3 separate regions of the Mus musculus genome follow, and all the other regions are linked to region 1. Evidence: chromatin loops called from intact Hi-C (ENCODE). Cell type or tissue: left cerebral cortex. All regions are shown on one strand.

Region 1 (8,000 bases):
GAAGGGACTGGTGAGAGGGGGCTGGTGGGATGGCTTAGTGGGCAAAGGTGTTTGCTTCCAAGCTTGACAACCTACATTCCATCTCTGAGGCCCACATAGCTGAAGGAGAGAGCTAACTGTCATGTATCATCTTCCGACTTCTCCATGGGTGTCATTTCACATGTAGACACACACACACACACACACACACACACACACACAGATATACACAGACACACACACAGATACACACACACACACACACACATACACAGACACACACACACACACACATACACATACACAGATACACACACACAGACACACAGACACACACAGAGACAGACACAGATATATACACACACACACAGACACACAGACACATACACAGATACACACACACACAGACACACAGACACACACACACACACACACACACAGATACACACACAGACACACACACACACAGACACACACACACAGAAAATAGCTAGAAAACATTACAAAGTAAATACAGTAAATCGAAATATTATGTAAATAATAACCATAAATTAGAAAAAATAAGGCATATAAACAGATGAGTAGAGTTGGCTCGCTCCCAGAACTCTGAAGTTTCATGTCCTCTGTGGTCCAACTCAGGCTTCTTCATGTCTTCTATTTTATGTAACTCCTTCAGTCACTCTCAGTGAGCTTTCAAATATTTGCCGTACCCTACTCTTTCCTCTTGTTTGCACTCCACGTTCTAAAGAAAGATCTCAGACATTGGTGTGAAGGCCCTGCTCAGCCAAGCTTTCTGAGGCCCAGTTTACGCGCTTGAGACTGGGAATGTACCAGGACCTCCTGTTACTGATGTGAGACTTCAGCTGGAAGGCATAAAGTACCTGGGGCTGAACACATACTTGATGAATGTCAATGCCCTTCCCATTTCTGGCTTCCATGACTATTTCCGCCTGTAATCTTTAAGTTCCCCCAGTGTCTTAGGGTTTCCATTGCTGAGAAGAGACACCATGACCAAGGCAAGTCTTATAAAGGACAACATTTAATTGGGCTGGCTTACAGGTTCAGAGGTTCAGCCCATTATCATCAAGGCGGGAACATCGCAGTGTCCAGGCAGGCATGGTGCAGGCAGAGCTGAGAGTTCTATATCTTCATCTGAAGGCCACTAGCAGAAGACTGGCTTCCAGGCAGCTAGGATGAGAGTCTTAAAGCCCTCACCCACAGTGACATACCTACTCCAACAGGGCCACACCTTCTAATAGTGACATTCCCTGAGCCAAGGAATCACACCGAGGGAAGAAAATATGTTTTATATTCATAACATTAAAAAAAAGATTTATTTATTTATTTTTATGTAAATGAGTACACTATAGCTGTACAGATGGTTGTGAGCCATGTGGTTGCTGGGAATGGAACTCAGGACCTCTGCTCCCTCCAGCCCCGTTTGCTCTGGCCCAAAGATGTATTATTATATGTAAGTACACTGTAGCTGTCTTCAGACACATCAGAAGAGGTCGTCAGATCTCATTATGGATCCACCATGTGGTTGCTGGGATTTGAACTCAGGACCTTTGGAAGAGCAGTCAGTGCTCTTAACCGCTGAGCCATCTCTCCAGGCCTATTCATAGCATTTGGATGAGAGGAACTGCTAAGTGGTATTTGTTGAACTTAATTTGCATCTCACTTATCTCTTCACATTGGATTGAAATAAACATGGTGCCTTCACAAAATGGAGGATGTAACCCAGGAGAGCGCCATTCTTTCATGGCTCATGCTGTAGTGCTTGATACACCGAGGATCAAACCATCCCTGGGAACTTAATTATACCCCATAAAATCTTATTGGCCTGTCTCATGGAGTCACAGCTGTAGTGGGATTCTGGTGTGCTTAAACGGTGACATCTCTATCCATAGACACGAATCTAGGTGACACCACAAGATGAGATCCATGAAATAAAAGAGCAAGTGACAGTCATATCGGGTGACACGCTCAGCCACTGACAAAGTATGCTCGAATTCACGGAAACAAACCATGGCTTCAATTTCTTGTGAGTTCCCTTTACTTACCTGTCAGTGGCGGGAAGTATTCTGTGACCTGCTGCAATCTATCACCTCTCTATCCGCTGGAGAAGGGACAGGAGCAATCTGACTCCTCGATCTTGTAACTCATCCGTTACTAACCTGCTTTGGTCACTAACCTGGAAGTACTCTTCCCTCCTCAAAAACGCAAGCTCTGAGAGATCTTCCTCTCTGAGTGACCTGCTCTTTGCGGATCCTCTGCAGACACAAGGTACATCTCATGCCATGCCATGGGCATGCGGGAGCAGCTAACTTTTCATACATTTGTTGGTTTCCATGATTGGCATGTGAAAACTTGATTGAGAATGCCTTTGTTAGCATATATTGACAATGGATCTTACTGTGATATTTTCATGCATGTGTATAATATAGTTGGTGATATTTACTGCCCTACTCTCTCTTTTGTCCTCTCCCAGCCCCACTTTTCTCTCTCTCTCCCTCCCCTCTCTCTGCTTCCCTCCCTCCATCTGTCTGTCTATCTGTCTCTCTGTCTGTCTCCCTCTGTCTCTCTCTTGGCATGGACCTTTTTGCACATGGATGCAGAGACCAGAGGGCAACATCAGATGCATTCCTAAGTCACTCTCCACTGTATTTAAAAAATTTAAGCTCATTTAGTTAAAAATTATAATTACATTATTTACTCACTTCCCTTCTCCTCTCCAATCCTTCCCGTGTACCTCTTCCTCTTGCTCTCATCCAAATTAATGGCCTCTTTTTCTTTGTTGTTACACACACACACACACACACACACACACACACACACACACACGGTGTGCTCTCCCCGAGGAAGACTTCAGCAACTAAGGAGCTTCCTGTGGTTTTCTAGGGTTGAGGCCCCCTGAGTTTCCCTCCTTTCACGTTAACTCCCGTCTATCGGTGTCTTCCTTTTTCAGTTCATGCCTAGGCAGCCATGTTAGTGAGGCTTTATGGGTGTGGCTTCTCTGACACTTCTAGGAGTCAGAATCTCACAGCACACGGTTCCCCTGGCTCTTGCCGTCTTCCCCCTACCCCACTGATCTCTGAGCCTGAGACACAGTTGTCTGCACTTGGATTGGCTGTGGCTTTCTGTAATGATCTCCATCTGCTGTAAAGAGATGTGATGAGGGGTGGGAACCACCCTTATCTGTGGCTATAAGGACAGAGATTTTGAATGTGACAAGGGATTCCGCTGGCTTAGTGAAGTGGTGGTGAAGCTCGCTCCTTGGCTAGCCTGGCTGGCCATGGATCTTGGGTGGTTGCTTCCCCAGTGTTGGGATTGCAGATATGAACAGCCACACCCAGCTTTTCCGTGTACTGTCGGGATTCAGACTCAGGTTCTCAAGCTTCCGTAGCATAGTCTTTACTGACTGAAACCTCTCTCCAGCCCTAAGAATGTTATAATATTAGACTTATTGTTAGACTTAAAGTTATACATTAAATCTCATTTTGGGGGGTACCCTAAAGCATGAGAATTCTTTTATTCTGAATGACATATGCTCTTCTTGATAGGATGAGGGTGGACAGAACCTCTTACTCATGCATATCGGTGCTACACACATACAGTCTCTATCTCTTTATGATCACCCCTAATTAGTCCATTGAAAGATAATTAGCATTTGTTGTCTCTGAGTTACGGTGGGTAAAACTGAAGCACACTGTTGACTCTGTCATCTTAGTGGGGAATTTGAAGAAAACATGTCACCATTATCATCTGCTTTTCTTTTCGTTTTCAGTTCCAAAGAACATTCGAGTCTCTCAAAAATGTTTCCAACAAGTCCGACCTCCAGAGAACCTACCAGAAGCTCGGGAAGGAGCTGGAAAGCCTGGATTATTTGGCCTTCAAACGCCAGCAGGTAGGAAAATAAGAGCAATTCAGGCTTCCCGCTGTCCCTCCTGTAGGAGGTGCAGACAGGTCGAGAAACTTACCTTCTAATGATTGGGGCAGAAATAGCTTGTGTCGATCGCCCCGTGTTCATCTCGCTACCTACAGTGTACAGTGCGGCCCTGGCTTTTAGATGGGTACTTTAGGGGTTTCTGCACACGTCCTTTTATTCCTTTAAAAGGAGATTCCTGCGGTTCTGTGAAGGTCTAACTACCCTTTGGTAATGACGTCTTAGCAGCACAAAGAGCTTCTAGGACGGCCTGGCCACATGGCTTTTGTATTTGGTAGGGTATAACCAAGGGGGAATAAAAAACCACCCAAAGACCAGGAAAAGCGTCTAGATGAACCTGCAAAGTGAGGACAGAGACTCACCTGTTTTCAACAATAGCGTTTGACCTCCAGCTTTGCTTTTTGATCTTTGAAGATGAGTAAAACCTTGTTAAATAAATGTGCAAGGTTAAAGGGAAGGATTCTTAACAAGTGCATGCCTCTTGGCTTGCTTGGAGAGTCCCAAGATAATCCCGGAGACAAATCAAACCTTTGTAAGATTGCTTGTAGGATCGGTACTGTCCACACTCAGTCTTCACAAGGATATAGTCCGTGCATCCTGTAGACCACACCGTCGCAGTGGCTGGCCATCCTTTTCAGGCAGAGTCTGGTTGCAGTTCCTGTATGGCCACTAGGTGTCAGTGTCGTCAAGCTTTTACTTTGTTGGAAGGCTTTCTTGGATCAGAGCAGTCCCTCAGCCGGTTAAATTAGGTTGCGTGAAAATGGTAGCTGGTGTCTAGAATCGCGGCTACACGGTTGACCTGTCTGCAGAGAGTGCAATCGTCTCGCTGTTGCCCGATTTACAAGTTCTGGGCCTTTGGTATATGGATTTTCAAAGCAGTATTTTTGTTAAACCACATTAAGTCTATATGACATGGCTTAGAAATTAGCCCAAGAATAGAATTGTGTTTCTAGGTTCTTGCTCTATCATAGAGGTGGAAAAAGTTTCTCTTCAAAATTGAGTATTTAACCTTTCTGTGGCTTTATTTCTCTAAGAGTTACATTTTATTTATTTATTTATTTATTTATTTTTGATTTTTTGAGACAGGGTTTCTCTGTGTAGCCCTGGCTGTCCTGGAAATCACTCTGTAGACCAGGCTGGCCTCGAACTCAGAAATCCGCCTGCCTCTGCCTCCCACTGCCCTCCTAGTTACATTTGTGTTATGGAATATTCTAGATGAGGACAAACGGACTATCTCCACAATACTTTATACAGAAAAAGAACATGGTAAGCATTTATGTGTGTGTGTTTTTCTTTTTCTTTTTAAACTACTGTTGGCCTGGGTGTTAGCAGACATAACACAGGGAGCCAGTGTTGCCGAGAGCTGCAACCACAGTCAGTTCCCGGTTCCTGCTGCTCAGCGCTCACACCATGGATCTCCGCTTTGGCCTTGAATAGTTTCAGCTCAGTTTTGTTCCCAAGATCCTATTTTACCACCATGGGGCGTTTGAGTTGACAGACCATCCTCTCCCCCGACCCTTTCTCATTAGCGCGTTTCCGGTGACGGTGATTAGATTCTAGTACTTCCAGGGCGGGCGAGCAGAGCTCTGGGAGGACCGTACTGAGTGAGGACAGGTAACGTGTGAGGAGTGGAGAGAGCGAGCCCGTGGTGCCTGTGAACGTGTGCATGTATGTAGACCATCCTTGCTGCTGCCACGCACTGTGGCACAGAGTAGGACTAAACCATTTTTGAACCGAGTCACTAAACGTCGTCGTAGCAGTACCGTAGGGTCGGTTTTATTGGTAGCATTTGTAGATGAGACCGCTGAAGAGTTTTGTGACTCTCCTATGATGGTCGTACGGAGGAGAGAAGCTGGAGGAGAGAAGCCCTGAGTCAGCCCGACTCCAAACCGCCCGCCCACATTGCCTGGCTGTGCGGGGCTTAAGCGTCAGAACATTAGCTGCTCTCTGACTGGGTGGCATCTTCCATTCCTGTTCTTTTAAAGCAAGAAAAAAAATCTATTAGGCTCACAGTGAAAAGTACTTTTTTTCTTTTTTCGTCTTACTGGGAGAGATTCAGATCTCTGTAAAACTGCTAATTCAGCAAGAAAACTTCCTTGTAAGAGCTGGATACAGAGATTTCATCCGTGACAGTTTTTTTTTTTTTTTTTTTTGGGTCCCGTGCTACCCACCATTCTTTGCGGCAGCAGAAGCAAGCAAGGTTGATTTGCCACCTCCTTGGTGGACCCTTTCCAGTCTTAGTATCTGACCATGGCAATTCTCTGACTGGCGCAGTTACTGGGCATGCCCAAAGTTTTGGCCTCAGATTGCGGGGCATTAAAACTAATGAGTTTGACTCACTTTGAAATGCAGGTGGGCATTATCCCTTCTGTTCTTGTACACAAATGATAATAGACTGTTCTTTGCGTGATTTCAGGCACTCTCCTAATTTATTTTATTCCTGTATCCATTTTGGAAAAAAAAAAAAAGAAATGACTAACATCACCCAAGCTCTTAAGTTACGGTTGGCAAGTCAATCAATTATAATAATTTTTATGGATTCATTCATTAAATTTTCTTTTCTATGAAATATTTATATGCATTAACTCTACTGTATATATCTTTTACAGAGATTTTATTGTAAATATACACATTTCTTTAGAAAATTTAAATGCTACAGAAATTTATTTTACTTGAACACAATGATTATATTGTAATATCCTTGATGGAGAGAATTCTTTCTGAGCAATAGGTTGTTGTGCCTTGTTTTAATTATTTTAAAAATATTCCTTAAACTGTATGGAGGAAGATATTGAATATATTTATGCATGTGCACGCTGGGGTATATGTGCGAGGTCAGAGGACAGCTTGTAGGAGTCGGGTCTCTCCTCTCACCACGAGGCTTCCTGGGATCCGGTTTGCACCGAGAGCCTTGAGCTGCTGAACCGTCTCATGGCCGTTCCTTCTTTGAACCTGTGTCTTCTGAGAACTTACTGCGTACTGTGTCCTAAACACAAGCGGTCTTTGGTTGTTCCTTCCTACGGAATGAATGCTCACACTGGAGTCAGATCAGATGAGTCCATGTCTTCCCACGTTCAAAAAGAGCAATGTTGGAAGTAGCGTTGGTGGACAGAGGTGAGAGAGGCAGCTGGGATAGAGGAGGGGTGGGCACACCAAGATGGAGGAAGTGGGTGATCGAGCATCATTAGCGCGAAGATCGGGAAGCCCATTCATCGCATCTGGGATAAAACCTTATGAGAGCTGGATACCGAGACTTCGTCGTGACTGAGACTTCGTCGTGACTGGTTTTCTGGTCCCTGGCATCCACAGTTCTTTGCTGCAGCAGAATACATGCAGCCGGGGGACAGGGTCTGTCGCCACCGCCGCCTCCTTAGTGGATTCTTTCCAGCCATTTCCCCGCTCAGACTTCATCCTATTGCATATCCTATATGCACCAGCTGTGGCACAGATCCCAGACTTATGGATCAATCCGAGCAGTTATAAATCAAGACATCTCCTTGGGGCTTTTGTTTTTATGAATAAAGTAAGATTTACTAATTTAGACTATAACTTAATTTCTACCCTTAATGCTTACAATAGCATTATAAAACACATTTCATTTTCACTGGTCTCTAAGTCTTTTGTTACAAATCAGAGCTGGCATTATTGAGTTGAGCACTGTATGGACAAAGACACGTTTGTATGTTAATGCGAATATATTTGAAATTTAAACACTTTACTTGAGATCCGTGCCCACACTGAAACTCGGCGCACACCCTTGATTCTTGTCTCCTTGATCATGCCTGTTATTCTTGCCTTCTGACCTCCATACAAGGTTTATATAACTTGGTATTTAGACCATCCAGCCCCTTCCTATTTACTTATTTTCTTTAACGTCACACTGAAGCCTCGTCTCCCTCGTGACACCTCATCCAATGTCCTCAGGTCAGTGTGTCACCTTCGTTCTCAGCATTTGCCTGTGAGAATCTAAGGGCTGTCCATGGTGGGCTTTGTAATCGTGCAGGCTTAGTGTGTCAACTGCCTTAGGCACTTGACTTTCTTCTTTTAAAACCTGAAGGAAAGAGTACCAGGCTTG
Region 2 (8,000 bases), 460 kb after region 1:
AAAGTTGAACTACCACTTGACTGAAAAAATTATAAAATCCTTATTATATGAAACGGAATATCATTCCACACCATTCCTCTGTAAAGTACAGAGTGTTTACTCAAGGATGAGTAGGTCTTTTTAAGTAATCTTCTTAATTGATAGAAGTCTTCTTACCTAATTAATTCGTTAAGTGCTTATTAAGGACCTAATGTATGCAGACATTGATTGGGCCTTGGAGACATGCTAATGAACAGTACAGGCAAATCCAGATCTCGCCATTAATGACACAGATATACAAATTAAAAAGAAATCATGAGAGTTGTAAGAGCCTTGAAAGGACCCAAGGGTGATGAGGCTGGGAGTGACAAAGGAAACAGACTGGGATGTGTGCCCTACGGTCCGGTATGTCGATCCACTTTGTCCCACCTTCTCCATCTTGATTACTTTTCAGAAGACTGACACCTATGCAGCATGTTATCAAACACACTAATCATCTGCTCGCTGGTTGTGCTTCACCATGGAAATCAATCTACAGATGGGCTGAGAACCTGGAAAGGTTGAGACTGGGAATATCTGACCCTGGATTTCGCCCAGCCATATCCCCCACTTACTGGGGTGCTTTTCTTTAAAGAAAGGTTTGTTTCTGTTGGAGAGTCCGTTTGTCCATGCTCCGAGCTTGAGGAGCTTCTGTCTCCTTATTCTCTCATCTTTGGGAAGTCTGATTACTCTTTGGCCCTGTGGTAACAGAGTACCATGTGACTTCTGTAACTTTTATGATGATGATGGCTACAACCCTTCAGCAATACTTCCCTCCAGTGGTCAATCATTTATTTCCTGTGCACCCAAAATGGATAAAGATGGTTAAGAAAGGTGCCTCTGATGAACTAATAGATAATATGAGCTTTGAAGAAGGCATACCTGAGTGAAATACTCAAGGAAGAAATGTCCAAACCAGGGACACACTTGAGATAAAGAAGCCCAGAGAGAGACGGTCTCTATGTGTTTATACAATAAGACTTCTTTCTGTCCAAGGGGAGTGGACTAGGAGAGGCTGTAGGAAGTGAAGATTAGACACAAGCTTATGTGAGTGTCCTCCCAACTAACATCTTTGTGGTGCTTTACAAAGGAGACAAGAGAAATAGATGAGTAAAAGTAACATGGCGTGAGTTGTTGTCTTTCCTAACCCTATTTGTAAATTCTTGGAGAAGCACAGAGAACATTGCTAAAAATAAATTATTTACGTTTTCATTTTCCTCTATTTGTAGCACATTTGCTTGAGTCATTGAAGTGGCTTAACAAGGGAATAGGCGGAAAAGATGAAAATAATTAATAGGACAAGACCCCTATAAGCTATCTCTGCTGCTCACCCTGGTGATTTTTAAAATGAACCATCAACTTTGTGAGAAGTAGTTTGGAAATCTAGAATGCATATCAGTTTAATTTTTAAATCTATTTTCATTAGATGTGATGTGATGTGTGTATACATATGTGTGTGTGTGTATGTATGTGTGTGTTCGTGTGTGTATATGTGTGTGTGTATGTGTGTGTTCATGTGTGTATATGTGTGTGTTCGTGTGTGTATACGTTTGTATATGTGTGTGTGTATGTTTGTGTGTGTATGTGTGTGTTAGTGTGTGTATATGTGTGTGTGTATGTGTGTGTTTGTGTGTGTATATGTTTGTATATGTGTGTGTGTATATGCTTGTATGTGTGTGTGTGTGTGTGTTGATCTCTCAACATCTCCTGTAATTACTTTTCTTTCTATCTTTATGTTTGGTTAATTTTCACTGCCCCTTTCCCACAAGTAGAAAGCAGCTCCTCAGCTTGTTGCTCCCCTGCCTTTCATTCTTTGCTTCGGTTTGTTTTCTTCGCACATTCCAAATGCTATTTTCTATCCATGGAGCCCCCTCTGCCAAGCTGGCTGTGTTCCTTCCCGGGTTCTCTAAACCAGTGATTAGTGACATCACATTCTGAAAAGAATGCTGTTCCGGAGAATATGTTCACGTCTGGTAAATACTTGGCCTTGATGTAGAAAGTGGGCTCGGTGGTCCATGGCATCTGGGTTAATGCCTGGCATGTTTTACCTGTGAAGTGAATGTCTGATGATGGGATGAGTGCTTAAGGACACAGTCTCCAGTGAAAAGAGTTGAGACAAAGCCACTATGGAGTAGGTAGCACTAGCGAGATAGAAAACCTATCTGAGTTTCGTCACTGTCATCTGTGAAACAAGGTACAACAATGTCTACCATAGGACTTCTGTAAGAAGCAGAGGATGTAATGCATTCAGAGATGCTGCATGGATCCTAGCTCGCAAGAAACACCCAGGTGTTCACTATTAATTTCATCTTTATTATTGTACAGCTGTGCGTGATAAATGTCTTTTTTTTTCCCTCAGGAAGTCAACATTCACAGTAAAATTTTAGCAGGGCGAGTTTACTGTCAGACTTTTCATTGTTTTACCAGAAACACTTAAAGAGTAAATATTAGCTTATTAGCAAGCAAAGGGGTATGAAGTAGAAATCAGTAAGGTATACATTAAATCATGCTACGCTTTGCTTCTGTTTATATCTTAAGCAGCTGTGTGTTCAAGAGTAGTGAGATAACTCTTTTACTTCTTTAGGCAATTCAGATCTATTGGAGTTATTTTCCCTGGGTTTCACCATGGTGTCCCTAAGGCTGTTTGTTTGTTGACTATGACTGGAGTTGCTTCTCCTTCACAGCCTTTGCTGCTGGCACACACTTTGGGGCTTCAAGTACCAGGATCTCTTTTATCTGCTTCCTTCACCTCACTCTATTTCCTGATGGATCATTCAAAGATCATTTAACCCTGTTTCTCATATCCGTTTATAGGAAAACATTGCAGCCTCTGAGGAGTTCTTGTTCCTGGATGTGTGTATCCTGGGCTGCCTGTCGGATGGACTGGTCCAGAATGAGCAGGGGCACCAGGGGAGGTGGAATGTGCAAAGAGCACCTCTGTTCCCATTATACATTTTGTCCTTAGGGAACTGAAATCAAGTTTCTCTAGAGGGCATAGGTTCTGCTTCCAAATTACTTCTTGAGAGGACCAAGAGAGACAGAAAACATTCATTTAGCATTCTCAGGCATGTGCAGGGAATGTGTGCCTATCAATAAAGGAAAGCTAATTAAAACCCAGTCCAAGAGTCAATCCAGAGGGTGTTTGAAGGAAGGGAAGTGACACACTTTCTTGATGTGCCCAAGACAGTTATGGGATAAGCTACGGAACACAAAGGTAAAAATTGCTCATATTTAGTGGTGTCTAGTGAAGGGTCCTGTATTTTTGATGGGAAAACTCAATCTCAATCAATCAATCAATCAATCAAACAACAACACAACCACAAGCAAACAAATAGAGAGATTCTATAGGTACAGTCGTAGTATTTTTCTAGAGTTTTCAGAGACAAGAAGTTAATCACTTCCATCTACTTATCCTGATATGGAGTCATCTGTCCCATCGCTTAAACCCGGTAAGTCAGCCAATACAGGGGTCCATTATTGTTTCCATACATTATGCTGCTATGGACATTTCTAATTTAAAATGTAATCTGCACTTCATCACTACTCTCTATTAAGCCCTCACGCCTATTTCCCCCTTTGCGGTCTCCCCTGAAAAGCAGAAGCTCAGAATTACTTGCTGTAGGTCATGCTCACCGACCCATGCGCTCCACTACTTGCGATGCTTTGCTGTTGTTTCTGCTTTGGGCCAGAGCCTGGTTTGCAGAACAGAGCCCTTAGCATTTTCTTGCTTATTGGGACTGTCTGAAATGAATGTTAACTGCAGCTCAGAAGAGAGCTATAGCACACTCATCACGAACCACCCTCACATATGCAGCTCTGCCACGCACCCTGTCTCCCTCCCCTCTTCCTCTGCTTCCATCTGGAAGGGCCTGTACAAAACCCACTGGAGCCTAAACACAGCTACATTAGCCGGGGACGCCTCTGGTTCAGTCACCAGGAAGAGATCTCATTGGCATGATGTGCCAGGGTACCCCGCCAGGTCCAGACTCTTGTCTAGTACAGAGATGAGGATCTCAGAAGGTGCTTGGATTGGAAAGGAGTCTGAGGCGGCCAGAGTATCTATCTTACTGCAGAGTGTGCTGATCCCATAGACACTGCAGCGTCTTGAAAAATAATAAAAAAATATTTTGCTCATTAACTTTTTAAGTCATGCTGGCCTGGCGAAATCAATATAACATGTTGTAATTGATTCATGGAATGAAAAAGCCGGGCCTGACTGGTGAACTCTGCAGTTGGCTGCTCCAGGCACCAGGTCCTTGTTCTCATTAGCGCACTTCCTTTAGCACTGCCTGAGCCAAGGGCGCAGTCGGAGCTGGAAGGCTCCAGTCCTCTGCAGACAGGCTGTTTGAGACGTAGCTTGCATCGTCTCCCTGGGGTCTTATGCTTTCCCTCTGTCTCTGTTCCCATTCAGGTCAGCTGAAGGACTTCAGCCTCTTCCTCATGGTCCCTGACGACCTCAGAACAGCTTCCCGGGGCCGCAAGCCTCCATTTACACCAATCACTTGACATTTTAATCTATGTGCTCCCTCCTCCTTCTCTCACCTTTTCCTTCTTCCCTCAGCCTGTCTTATTCCATCTGTCCCATCTTCTCATCGATCTCTCTCATTCTGCTTTTTTTCCCCTATAACCTCACAAGGTGAACCTTTATTTTCCTATTTTGTCCTTTTAAAATTCAGAGCCTAACTCTTTCATCCCCAAGACAATATTTTATGTTTCTTTGCCAACCCCTGCTAAATTATGTTCGTGCATTACCCTTAAAAACGGAGGTGACTCGTATATAAACTGAGCTGGGCTCTGTGACTTTGCATCCAGCTATTTTCTCAGGGATCATGGAAGAGAAGTGTATCCCCAGAACATTGAAGGGTTTATTCTTTCTCGATGGGTTCCTGTCTATTTAAAGCACTGTGCATGCAGCCCCCTTGGCCCCTCACTTAAGATAGAAGGAGCTGTTCTCAAACTGTCAAAAGTGACCAAGAGCAATCACAGCATCTAGGAACACATTGCCGAGACCAATAGACAACTTTACTCATATTCACGTGGATTTCATCTTCTTTTTGTTCTTTTGATGGTAGCCACTTCAGGAGCAAGAAAGTGGTAAGAATTACAGAACACTGCATCCGGGAGTGATCAATAGTGTTCTTACTGCCTAGGTGGCTGGAGGCTCTTGGAATTTCTCCACACGGGGCCCTGTTTATTGCAGCTCATGCCGCACACACACGGTACAGCAGTTTTTTACTGAGCTGAATGTTTTTCATCTATCTTAAATCTTGCATAATATTGCACCAGCACTGGACATTACTGTCACTTTAGGATGTGCAACATTGTACCAAAAATTAACCACCGATGCCATATTAAAACAGCTGCAGGGTTCAATTTAGCTACAGCCGGAAGAAAATGTTATGCTATGGAAGTTGGCCAGAATTGCGGCATAGCTATGCTATAAATGAGGAGAAGAAAGGAATTGAGGTCAAGCTGCCAAAAAAAGATAGAAATGGGAGCCAGGGAGCGTAATTCATACGGTCAATGGCAATTCAAAAGGACTCAGATCCATGAAGTATGTGCCTGGGTGAGCAGATGCAGGGTTGTAGCAGGGGGGAATCTCATCAGATTGGAAATTAGAGATACAAATGAAGGTAGAAAGAAAACACCTACCTATAGATGTGATTCACCATAGTGATTCATCTTTGGGACTCACTATATCGACTGCGGAACGTATCGCTAGAAAAACTAGGGATGCTTGAAATCAATTTTGAGAAGTACATTCCAATGTTCAAGGAGCGGCTGCAAAGCAAGGCTGTTAAAAATGCAAGGCTGTCTGGAACCCCCCTGGAGCCCAAGCTGCCCTCTGAGAATGGGCCGCCATGAGATACAACAGTTGTCATTTGAAGGTAAACTGTTGGAGAGTTCTGTTGGTACACCTTTGTAGTGAACACCAACGTGGCAACATTTCCCTTTCCACGGAATCGTGGGCTTCTGAGGTTCTCATTAACGGTGGTGGGACCATCTGTCTCTTTGCTATTTATTTGGCTCATTCAGTCACAGGTGGGTAGGATGGCCCCGATAGGCTTTATTCTCATTCAATTCCGACGCCAGCTCTGGGAAACAGCAAGGGTCCATGACAGCTGTCACAACGCTGGGGTTCCCTTTCCTCCATGGGAGCCAGGAAGAGGTTTCTCCATGTGACTTGCTACTAACAGAGTGGGCAGACAGAAATCATTTCCTCACCCCCGAGGTTGGCGGCATGCAACTGTTGTTCTGGTTGTCTTACCCACTTGTTAGAAACAGACAGGAACTATAGTGGCCATGAAATTAGCTATTGTCTTCCTTGCTAGAGGGGACAGGAAGACTGTTGACCATAATAGCTCAGCCAATCCTGACCTTCACCTGTAATTTATGTCGGCCTTCCTGGTTCAGATGTGAAATGCTTACTCATGCAACAACTCACAAGGACACACATTCTGATCTCTTAAGCCTTTCCAAACCTCCGGTGGAAACAAATTCTACTACCGAGGTGTAACTTCATGCTCTCTTTTCATGGTTCGATCAGTAAATATGTTTTTAAAAATTTCAGTGTTCAATTGTAAAAGTGCTATTTAAGAAATATGTGTCTAATCGGATGCTTACTTAACACGGGATTTTTGTTAGGTGTGATACTCTACCCCTCTGCACCTTACTTGAGTTAGGGTTTCTCATTGAACCTGAGTCTAGGCTAGTAACCAACAAGCCTTAGGGATCTTCTGTCTCTGGTCCCACATCCCCATTCCATAGCTCTGGAGTTTCAGAGTCCAGTGCAGCTATGCCTTTTTGTTGTTTTTGTTGTTGTTGTTGGGAAATGGGACCCAAACCCATAACCTTTTGCTTGCGTGATAAACACTCTTACCCAGTAAGCCATCTCTCTACCTCTGTCATATTTAGTTGATGAAGTACAGGTACAAGTACAGTAGCTATTGAGGTAGGAGAAAATCTGTTTCCTCCAGCAAAGAGATTCCTGGTTAGTTCTAAATCAATGGACATAAAAACAACACTAAATGAACTCTCTCTCTCTCTCTCTCTCTCTCTCTCTCTCTCTCTCTCTGAAACAATAATTACAGAGGAAGAGGTCATGAATCCACGGAAGGGGGGTTATTAATGATGTAAATACAGTGTCTTTGTGTGAAAAAAAATCTCAACAGTAAGTTCCATTGGTAAGGAGAGAGACATGGAGGGAGGCGTGGGGGAGTGTTGGGTATTCCTGGGGAGAGAGAGTTGTGGTGCCTATGCTCAAAATGTATTACTGACATTCATAAAATAGTCAAAGAATAATGATACTCTATTAAAAAATCTCTGGGTAAATACATGCTTATAATTCAATCTCATGTGAAACTGAAGAATTTGATGGTAGTTTTAATGCTATACTGAGCTTCACAGGAAATAGCTTATATGAGACAGTTTTCAAACAACCAGAAAAATAAAGAGATCTTTTATGAAATAGCATGACAAGTTTAGAAAATTTATTCATGAGAACTTCACAAATTTCACATTTGTCACTTTTTTTTTTTTTTTTGAGGTAGCATCCATGTAGCTCTGGTTGTCCTGGCACTTGATATATATCCCAGGTTGGCTTCAAACTCAGAGAGATTCACCTATTTGCCTCCTAAGTGCTGGATTAAAGGCATTCACCTCCTTTAAATCCCACATTTCTTAATTGTGAACTGGGAGGGATAAAGGCAGGGGAAACTGTGTCCAGGGTGTACTGTATGGAAAAAGAGTACAGCTAGAGAGATGGCTCAGTGGTTAAGAGCACTGACTGCTCTTCCAGAGGTCCTGAGTTTAATTCCCAGTACCCACATGGTGGCTCACAACCATCTGTAATAGGATCTGATGCCCTCTTCTGGTGTGTCTTGAAGACCAAGAGCAACAGTGTGCTCACATACAAAAAATATCTTTCTTCATTTTGTATTTACAAAGTATGGTGAGAACAGTCAGCATGAGGTCTACTCAAT
Region 3 (8,000 bases), 310 kb after region 1:
TCATGTGCTGCCTTATGGGAACCCTAGAGCCTTGAAACCATCCGGCCATGCAATGAACTCTACAGAGCTGGAAGCCAGCATAATCCTTTTGTCTTAGAGTGTAAATTGCTATGAGTCCTTCCCTCTAGTGACAGTGACATGGCCAGCATAGCCATCTCTATTGTGTCAGAAAAGGCCTTTGAGATTATTTCGTGCAAAAGAAAGCATACAGAGAGATGGTACAGGAGAACAGAGCTTTCAGAGTTCTGATTAGAGATGTTCTCAGTAGTGGAAGTGCAACTAGAAAATAAAAACAAAAAGTTGTTTCTTTAATTTGTAGATAATCTGATGTTCAAGCATTTCTGCTGACCCTATCCTATCCTTGTCCCATGCTTTATTTAATTCTCTGTCTTTGGGAATTACTTACTTTCCCAGATGGGCCACTATGTCAAGAGTGAGTAAGATTCAGTTAGAAGAAAGGGATGGTATCTGGTATTTATCATCACAACCGATTCCATTGACTGCTCTCTTGGAGGTTAAACCCCCAGGCCCGCGTCTTCTTCTGTTGGGTAGGGGCTCCAAACCAGCCCACACTTTAAGCTCACATGACAGGGCTGCATTCCATGTTACTTCCCTTGTCTGTATTAAACACACTCATGCTAACACAGATTAGTCCTTAAAAGCTTCCAACAGAAGCCACACATGTATTGAACAGACCAGTTCTGAGGGCTTTAGCATTCGAATCACATCTTTGACCTTGTTACTCTTGTCTGAGCTTTTGGATATTCTGGAATGTTTAATCTTAAACATTTGGAATTGTGTTCGGAAATCCCTAATTCCTTTCTCTTGGATTGGTCCTTCAGTGAGTTTGTCCACCATCTCTCCATAGACAGACCTTGCCCGTGTAGTGTCAGCCACAGCAACTTTTGAATCATTAGAAGTGGAGGCTATGTCTTCTAAGTTCCCTCACAGTGAAGCCTTTTTATTGTCAACCTTAAAAGTGGGTTTAGTCATACAGAGCCTCATCAACTAAGATAAAGAGCTTGGATGCCCTCCGATGGATGGGGAACGACTACTCAGGGTGTAAGGCTCTTGTTCTGAGAGAGCATATTAATGCATCTTCGAAGGCTTGCTTCGAGGTTTAATAATCTAGGGCACCTGATTGCTTTCCCTACAGATTCAGGTCTCTGTAAAACTGGTTCTGTGCATCTTCATCTCTGCTTCCCTAGGGCCAGAGATGGTTCATGTGATAGTAAAGGGCTGAGTTGTAAGCCCTTTAACGAGGAGACATGGAAATATGTTTTTGCCATTCAGTCTTTCACCACTTCTAAAGAGAAGCATGGTCTTTCTGCCCCATAGAAATCCACTGATTTCTTTTACTTTTGAGGATTGCCAGAGAGAATAAAGTGTGGGTGAAGGTCATGGCCGCTCCATTGCTAAGAGGGGATATGAGAGATTACATGGCAGACCAAAGTCATAATCATCTTAGAAAATGAAGGATTTAAAAACATGTTTTGGAAATAACAAAGCTTGTATTTAAAAGGTAGTTTTTAAATGCCAGAAAGTCCAAGAGATCCAGGCATAGTAAGAAGTTCTGATCAGCAGAGATGCTAGCATCCAAAACCTTGAAGACCAGAAGTTCTAGGCTCACGTGGTTTGCTTGTTGAAATACAAACATCTGAGGCCCAAATGACCTTCTGAATTTCAGGCCTCTGGGATTTCAGGCCGATATCTGGAATTATAGGCAGCATCCCCTAGTAGTTACGATTATGCAGTACCAGACAAAGCTCTCTGATGCCACCAGCCAAGAGTTGATGCTGAAGGATGCTACCTGATCCTCATCACCATTTAATAGTTGTGTATATGTTTATGTGCACATGCATGCTTATGTGCATTTAAAGCTGATACCTTGCTCATATATTACATGAGTTCAAATCTCAGACCACAATGAGGTGAAGAATCAAGAAATGATCTAACTTCATGGATCATAAAATTTGTTGTCTGCACAAGGAGTCTCTGCTCATTGTAAACTCCTAATTCTGAAAGTTCTTATCTCCATGACACTGAGGGTTCAGCTCTCCTTTTTGTGTCTATTTTGAACTTCTTTCATAACTATGGAGAAAAATCCTTGGTAATTTGATATTTAATTGTAGGTTGTATTTTATTTGAGCCACAGCTTTTGACCCACTCTCTCTCTCTCCCTCTTTCTCTCTCTCTCTCTCTCTCTCTCTCTCTCTCTCTCATGTTGTACTGGTTAGTTTTTGTCAATTTAATGCCTAATCTGAGGGATTCAAACTGACTTGTAGCCATGCCTATGCTACATTGTTTTGATGGATGATTGATGGGGCAAGTGGTCCTGGAGTGTATAAGAAAGCAGGCTGGATAAACCATGAGTAACAAATCAATAAACAACACTTCTCCATGGCTTTTGCTTCAGTTCCAGCCTCCAGGTTCCCACTTTGAGTTCCTGCCCTGACTTCCCACCATGATGGACTACACGTGTAAGACAAATGAACCCAGTCCTTCCTGAAGTTGATTCTAGCAGAGCAGCACAGATGAAAACCAGGATGCATGGTTAATAAATTATAGTATTAGAGTTTCTGATTGTCTCTAGGTGACTAAAGACAATTAACCAAATACCTTATCAAACCATCTCTAGAGTTGAGAGGCTTTGAAACCTAAATCAGGGTAAGTCAAATTGAAACAGTGTCAACAATTGAAACCAAATGGTTAATGTTCTAAGGCATTTGGAATGACAAACATGTCTCATTTAATTTTCTTATTGAATGAAAATGGCTTCATTGGAAAAAGTTACTTTTTTTTCTAAATTATAAGCTACTGATGTGGCAAAGTATGTATGAAAGTGCTGTGTGGAAATCTCCACAAACATACAAGATGTTAGAGTCGCTTCTCTCACAGAGTGGTTGAGCATCCAAAGAAGACAGAGTGCTTTTTATCAAAGGGTATTAAGTGAGGAGACAGTTAATTTTCACAATGCTTTCCCATCCTCCTACTTACAGTCTTTTAATTCTTTTTGTTAATCAATTAATTAACACCCAGATTGCAGCTTTCCCTCCCTCCTCTTCTCCCAGTCCCTCCTTCTCCCCTCCCCTCTCCCCTCCCCATCCCCCAACAGTCAGAGGCAGCCCTGCTCCTACAGCTTAGAGCTCTCACATGAAGACCAAGCCTCCCATCTTTACAGTCTTTTATAACCAATGTGATCAGAATGGTCAGGTGATTTTTAAATGAAAACAGACATTTTAAGTTTTTGTGTTTATTTATTTTTTCACAATCATTCAATTTTAATGTGTGTTAGTGTTCCAATGTTCTGTGTTTAGAAAAGGAAGGGAAAAATCTTTGACTACGTGTAGCAAAAGAACAGTTGTATTTTTTACTTAAAAAAAAGAAAAGTAATTGCTGGAAGCATTTGCAATCTTGAACGCCTTGCCTGCTCACGTGTGTGCACACTGGCAAATGTACTTTTGTTTTATTTGTTTTGGGGAGGGGGAGCGCAAAGAGAGGAGAGAGAAAGAGAGAGGAGAAAAGCAACGAGAGCGAGAACATGAAACTGGGTGGGCCGGGGAGGGGGAGATGTGGGAGGAGCTGGGGAAGGGGAAACAGGATCTAAATATATTGCACGAAAAAAAATGTAAATGAGAAAGTAGATATTGAAAAGAAAAGAAGGTGCAGTAGTGATGCTAGAGGGATAGTCCAGCAGTTGAGTGCTTGCTCATTTTGCAGAGGGCCAGAGTTTGATTCTTAGCACCCTTAAAAGGTGGCTCATAACCACCTATAACTTCAGCTCTGTATCTCTGATGTTCCTTTCTGGCCTCAGTGCACATCAGCAAACACATGTGCATATAGACACACACACACACATCCACACACACATCCACACACACACATCCACACATCCACACACACAACCACACACCTTAAAACATTTTAAAATCCTTACATGCTTAAGTGGTATTCTGTTCAAGAATCCTATTTCCCCCCTAAACATGTATTTATCTATGAAAAATCACTTTCTGCTCAGAGCATGCATTTATTTGTATGGTGGACATCTTTTTGACTTAAGCATTACATACAGAATATTGATTTTTTTTTCTGACTTAACAGCCAACCTTTTTCCAAGTTAGTACTAAAGGAAAATTTAAAGAAGTTAAGCCTTTGGTTGTTGAAAAATGCCAAGGGGGTTAAGCTGCGAAAGAAAAAGGAGGGGAATGTTTTTGTGGGGCTAACACTTGGCTTTGACAGTACAGCATGCATGGCCCGGTGGTGGATAAGTTTGAAATGGTTATTAGTTTTATTAACCTGGAGAAATCTTTTCGGGTGAGTCTAAGGAATGGGAAGGAGTCAAAGCATTCTGAGTTATTGTTCTCCAGTTGGAAGACGCAGCCGGGAAATGAATTGCCTTGGAAGGTAAGAACAGAACAGCTTTCTGTAGAGATTGACTTGGGAAAAGGAATATATTTCCCCGTGAATCACCCTTTTTTTCTTCATCTGACGTAAATGTTAAGCATATATCAGTGTGTTTTCTCCATCTTGAGAGTACTATACAGATTTTTTAAAACCAATTCCTTCTCTGCCAGTTATTTAAGGCTAATCCATATGGTGAGGCATCTATGCAAAACTCAAAGCCTGCTATATGTATCACAGATGAAAATAGACCTCACCAAGATCATTGCGTAGTGTGTTGGGAGAAGCCCTCTGGTTGATTTCCCTTGAAACTTTCTCAGGTCAGCCCCACGGTTCTTATATTCCTGCATACAGGACCCATAGGAGAATTAGGATGGAACCAGAACTGGTTGTGAAAGACCAACCAGAACATGTTTCAGTAATCAGAGTGAGATGTGAGGTTGACTCAAACTCACTCTGGGGAAGTGACTGAAAAGCTGAAGAGGTTTTGTTATCGTGTGCTCTAAGTGTGTGTGTTAACTTATAGGCTAATTTTCCAAATGTCAAATATAAATATAATTATAAGTATTAATATAAAAGCGGTTACATAGGATGGGGAAGTTGAAGACCCAGGAAAGCCGATAGCTTGGTCTCAGCCTGAGTCTGAAGGCCTGAGAGACAGGGCAACCAAGGGAGTAGTTTCATTTCCAACAATCTGCCCATACAAACCCAGAGAGCAGGTGTTTTAGTTTGATGCTGAGGTAGGAAACAAAACAAAACATGAACACAAACAGCAAGCTCAGTTCATCAGGCAGGAAATATCCCTTCAAAGCGATTAGGCAGAAATATCTCTTCTAATTTGTTGAAAACTTAGCCCCATTGTCCTCCTGAGGCCTTCAGCCTCATTGTCCTCCTGAGGCATTCAGCTGAATGACCACACTCATGTTAGGGAGGGTGTTCTGCATTAGTCAACACACCAATCCAGATGGTTATGTTATCCAGCAGCACCCTCGTGGAGATAACTAGAATAGCGTTTGGTGGGACATCTTGGTACACTGTCACTAGTCAAATTGATGCATAAAGCAAACATCACAAGGTTAAATCTCGATTTCAGAAAATTTGAGGAATAAATGGGGGTTAATAATGAGGAGTCAAACGACTTCCGTTTAGAGTTTGAGCAGTGCTTTATGTAATTTGTGAGGAGGACATAGGAAAAAGCATGTAGTGCTGGTGTGGGTAGTGAGTATGACTGGTCCACACTAAGCTCTTTTGATATAACTATGTATGTAACTACAGGTTATACAAGTGTATATCTGGATGTAAACACAAACACACACACACACACACACACACACACACACACACACACTTCTGACCATAGTCTTCATTGTGGGCAGAATGAAAAGAAATAATTCTTCAATGCAAATCCTTCACTGTGCTGGGGATGGTTGCAAGTCAGAGGGCATACCATGTGCTTATTTTCAAACACATAAGATAAATGGAGTGGGAATTAAGTAGGTTCTTAGAAGAGAAGGAAAAGACTTGAGCTGATCTTGATAGAAGCTGTGCCTGGTCAGGACGATCAGTACTCCCCATGGTGATACGGATATGTGTATTCTAACTGTTGTCACTCAGACACTGGGGCACAATGTGTAGTCTGGTTACTACGGCTGCAGAGGATCAGACATCCTTGACAGGCTGGGTAATCTTTCCCTAGAAGCAATAGATGTTTCCAGATGAAAGGCATAACCCAGATTAAAGGTGTGTTCCTTAAACTCGGAGATTCAATCTTCTGGAATCCATAGCCACTATGGCTCAAGATCTCCATACCAAGATCCAGATAAGGATCTCCAAGCCTCCAGATAAGAGTCACTGGTGAGCCTTCCAATTCTGGATTGTAGTTCATTCCAAATATAGTCAAGTTGACAACCAGGAATAGCCACTACAATCCACACCTTGTCAACTTGACACAAATAATATCTCATGTTCACATGAAACAATAACAAGGGTGTGAATACACCTAACATGATATAACTATCCCTCGTACAATCGCAAACGCATTTGTAAATTTACAATGGAGCATTCATATTACTTTATAATCCTCGTTTCTGCAACTGGTTACGTGGCCTTAATTGGTATTTATAACTACCTTCCTCTACTACCCATTCTGTATTTCCTTCACCTTCAGCCAGCACCTCAGCAGGTCTTGGCTCTGGTTCCAGAACTGGAAATGAAGATGTGGGTCTTCATTAGGACACGGGCCTTAACCCATGGGAGGGAAGTGCCCATTGTTTTGTACACGAATGACTGTGGGTACAGGCTGCTCTCTCCTGAGTTCTGTGCAAGCTTCAGAACCTCTTGTGTTATTTATGTTCAGAGCATTTTTTTTATTAGCAGTAAGCATGCAGCATAAACCTACACATCATCCAGAGAGGATACCTAGAAGGTATTTATAACAAATTAAAGCATAAACACGAATATCTAAAACACTCCACAAGAGAGGGAGGGAAAACAGTGGTTCATTAACTCAGGAGAAAGTAAACAAATAAAGGGATTTTTTTTTTTTAAGTGTTGACTGGCTTGAATTGTATGGCATAAAAGACATGCTATAATAGTATCAAGTGGACTGGAAAAGTCCAGGGGAGAATTTTACTAGACATCTTAGCTCTGAGTGAAACAATAACAGAGCTCAAACCCAGGACCCTCCGAATGATGCCCGACAGCGTCTCTGTTCACTTGGTTTTCAAGACCTGATTCTGTAGAATTACCTGTTTGGCTGAAGCGTTCAGCACATGCCAGCATGTCTCTTTGTTAACCCTTTTATGTGTGGATGTGGATCTGTCTCAGAGTAGATGGATCTGGCAGGAAGTCTGGCCCAGGATTAGTTAGTCACCACATTCTTTCAGGGTAGAATGTGGTTAGCATAAGTTAATGTCATTGCTAAGCTACATTGGAAGAACTACTGGCATGAGTTTCCTTGATGTGAAACTTGAATTGTAATCATAACTTCTATTTATTACAGGTGGCTTTAATCTATTTGTCTACTTTTCATTCTGTAGTCATGTCTGCAATTCTTCAGCGTTGACTCTGTCAAGAAAACACTCTTTAAAAGTGCATAAGAAGATTAGAAAGTGTATGGTCTTTTGCTAATTATCTTCCCCCCGAAAGTTTTGTTTTTATTGATTGTCAGAGGCACTGCCTAATGTAATGAGTCTATAAGAAAAGATGAATTGTATTTGTAATTAGTTCTCAACATAAAGGACAACCCAAGGAGAGTTAAAATTACTCACGAGTGCTCTGGGGAGGTGGTTTTTGGTTTAATAGGATAAACTGCTCTGGCAGGGGTCCTGAGTTCAGTTCCCAGCACCTGCTTTGGGAAGCTCACAATCACCTGTAACTCCTCCTCTGAGGCATCTGATGACCCCTTGTGGTCTCTGTAGGCACCTGCACTCATGTGCACATATTCATGAACAGATACATACCTAAAAAGAAAATAAATCTTTACAAAGTTACCCTTCAAATGTGATATTGAGGGATACTGAGAATGTAGCTGAGTTAATAAGTTGTCTTTTATGCATGCCACTCTGGGCTCAATCCTCAACTCTGTGTGTACAAGGCAG

What was found. Peaks named below come from ENCODE experiments on the same cell type or tissue, not always from the same donor. Only the 100,000 strongest peaks of a DNase experiment are listed, where the experiment ranks them.
Region 2: it touches region 1 in a loop (3-fold over the local background); 2 of 42 quality-filtered maps call a loop at or near these places.
Region 3: it touches region 1 in a loop (2.2-fold over the local background); 4 of 42 quality-filtered maps call a loop at or near these places.

The regions. Positions count from the first base shown.
Region 1 is chr10:63,578,178-63,586,177 of GRCm38, forward strand. It overlaps Ctnna3 (catenin (cadherin associated protein), alpha 3), which reads left to right. Exons shown (of 18, transcript NM_001164376.1): 5 at 3,767-3,886. Among named protein-coding and RNA genes, the nearest start is that of Ctnna3, 120 kb to the left of the region's middle. In left cerebral cortex, a CTCF peak has its summit at 4,600 (motif pointing right); DNase peaks (open chromatin) are centred at 4,609, 5,817, 7,059 and 7,254; H3K4me3 peaks cover 276 bases.
Region 2 is chr10:64,036,019-64,044,018 of GRCm38, forward strand. The region is part of intron 7 of Ctnna3 (catenin (cadherin associated protein), alpha 3); the gene reads left to right. The region is part of intron 2 of Lrrtm3 (leucine rich repeat transmembrane neuronal 3); the gene reads right to left. Among named protein-coding and RNA genes, the nearest start is that of Lrrtm3, 50 kb to the right of the region's middle. In left cerebral cortex, no CTCF peak of the experiment used is centred here; DNase peaks (open chromatin) are centred at 1,962, 3,882, 4,313, 5,487 and 1 more place; H3K27ac peaks cover 3,044 bases.
Region 3 is chr10:63,890,232-63,898,231 of GRCm38, forward strand. All of the region lies in intron 7 of Ctnna3 (catenin (cadherin associated protein), alpha 3), which reads left to right. Among named protein-coding and RNA genes, the nearest start is that of Gm30644, 76 kb to the left of the region's middle. In left cerebral cortex, no CTCF peak of the experiment used is centred here; a DNase peak (open chromatin) is centred at 4,551.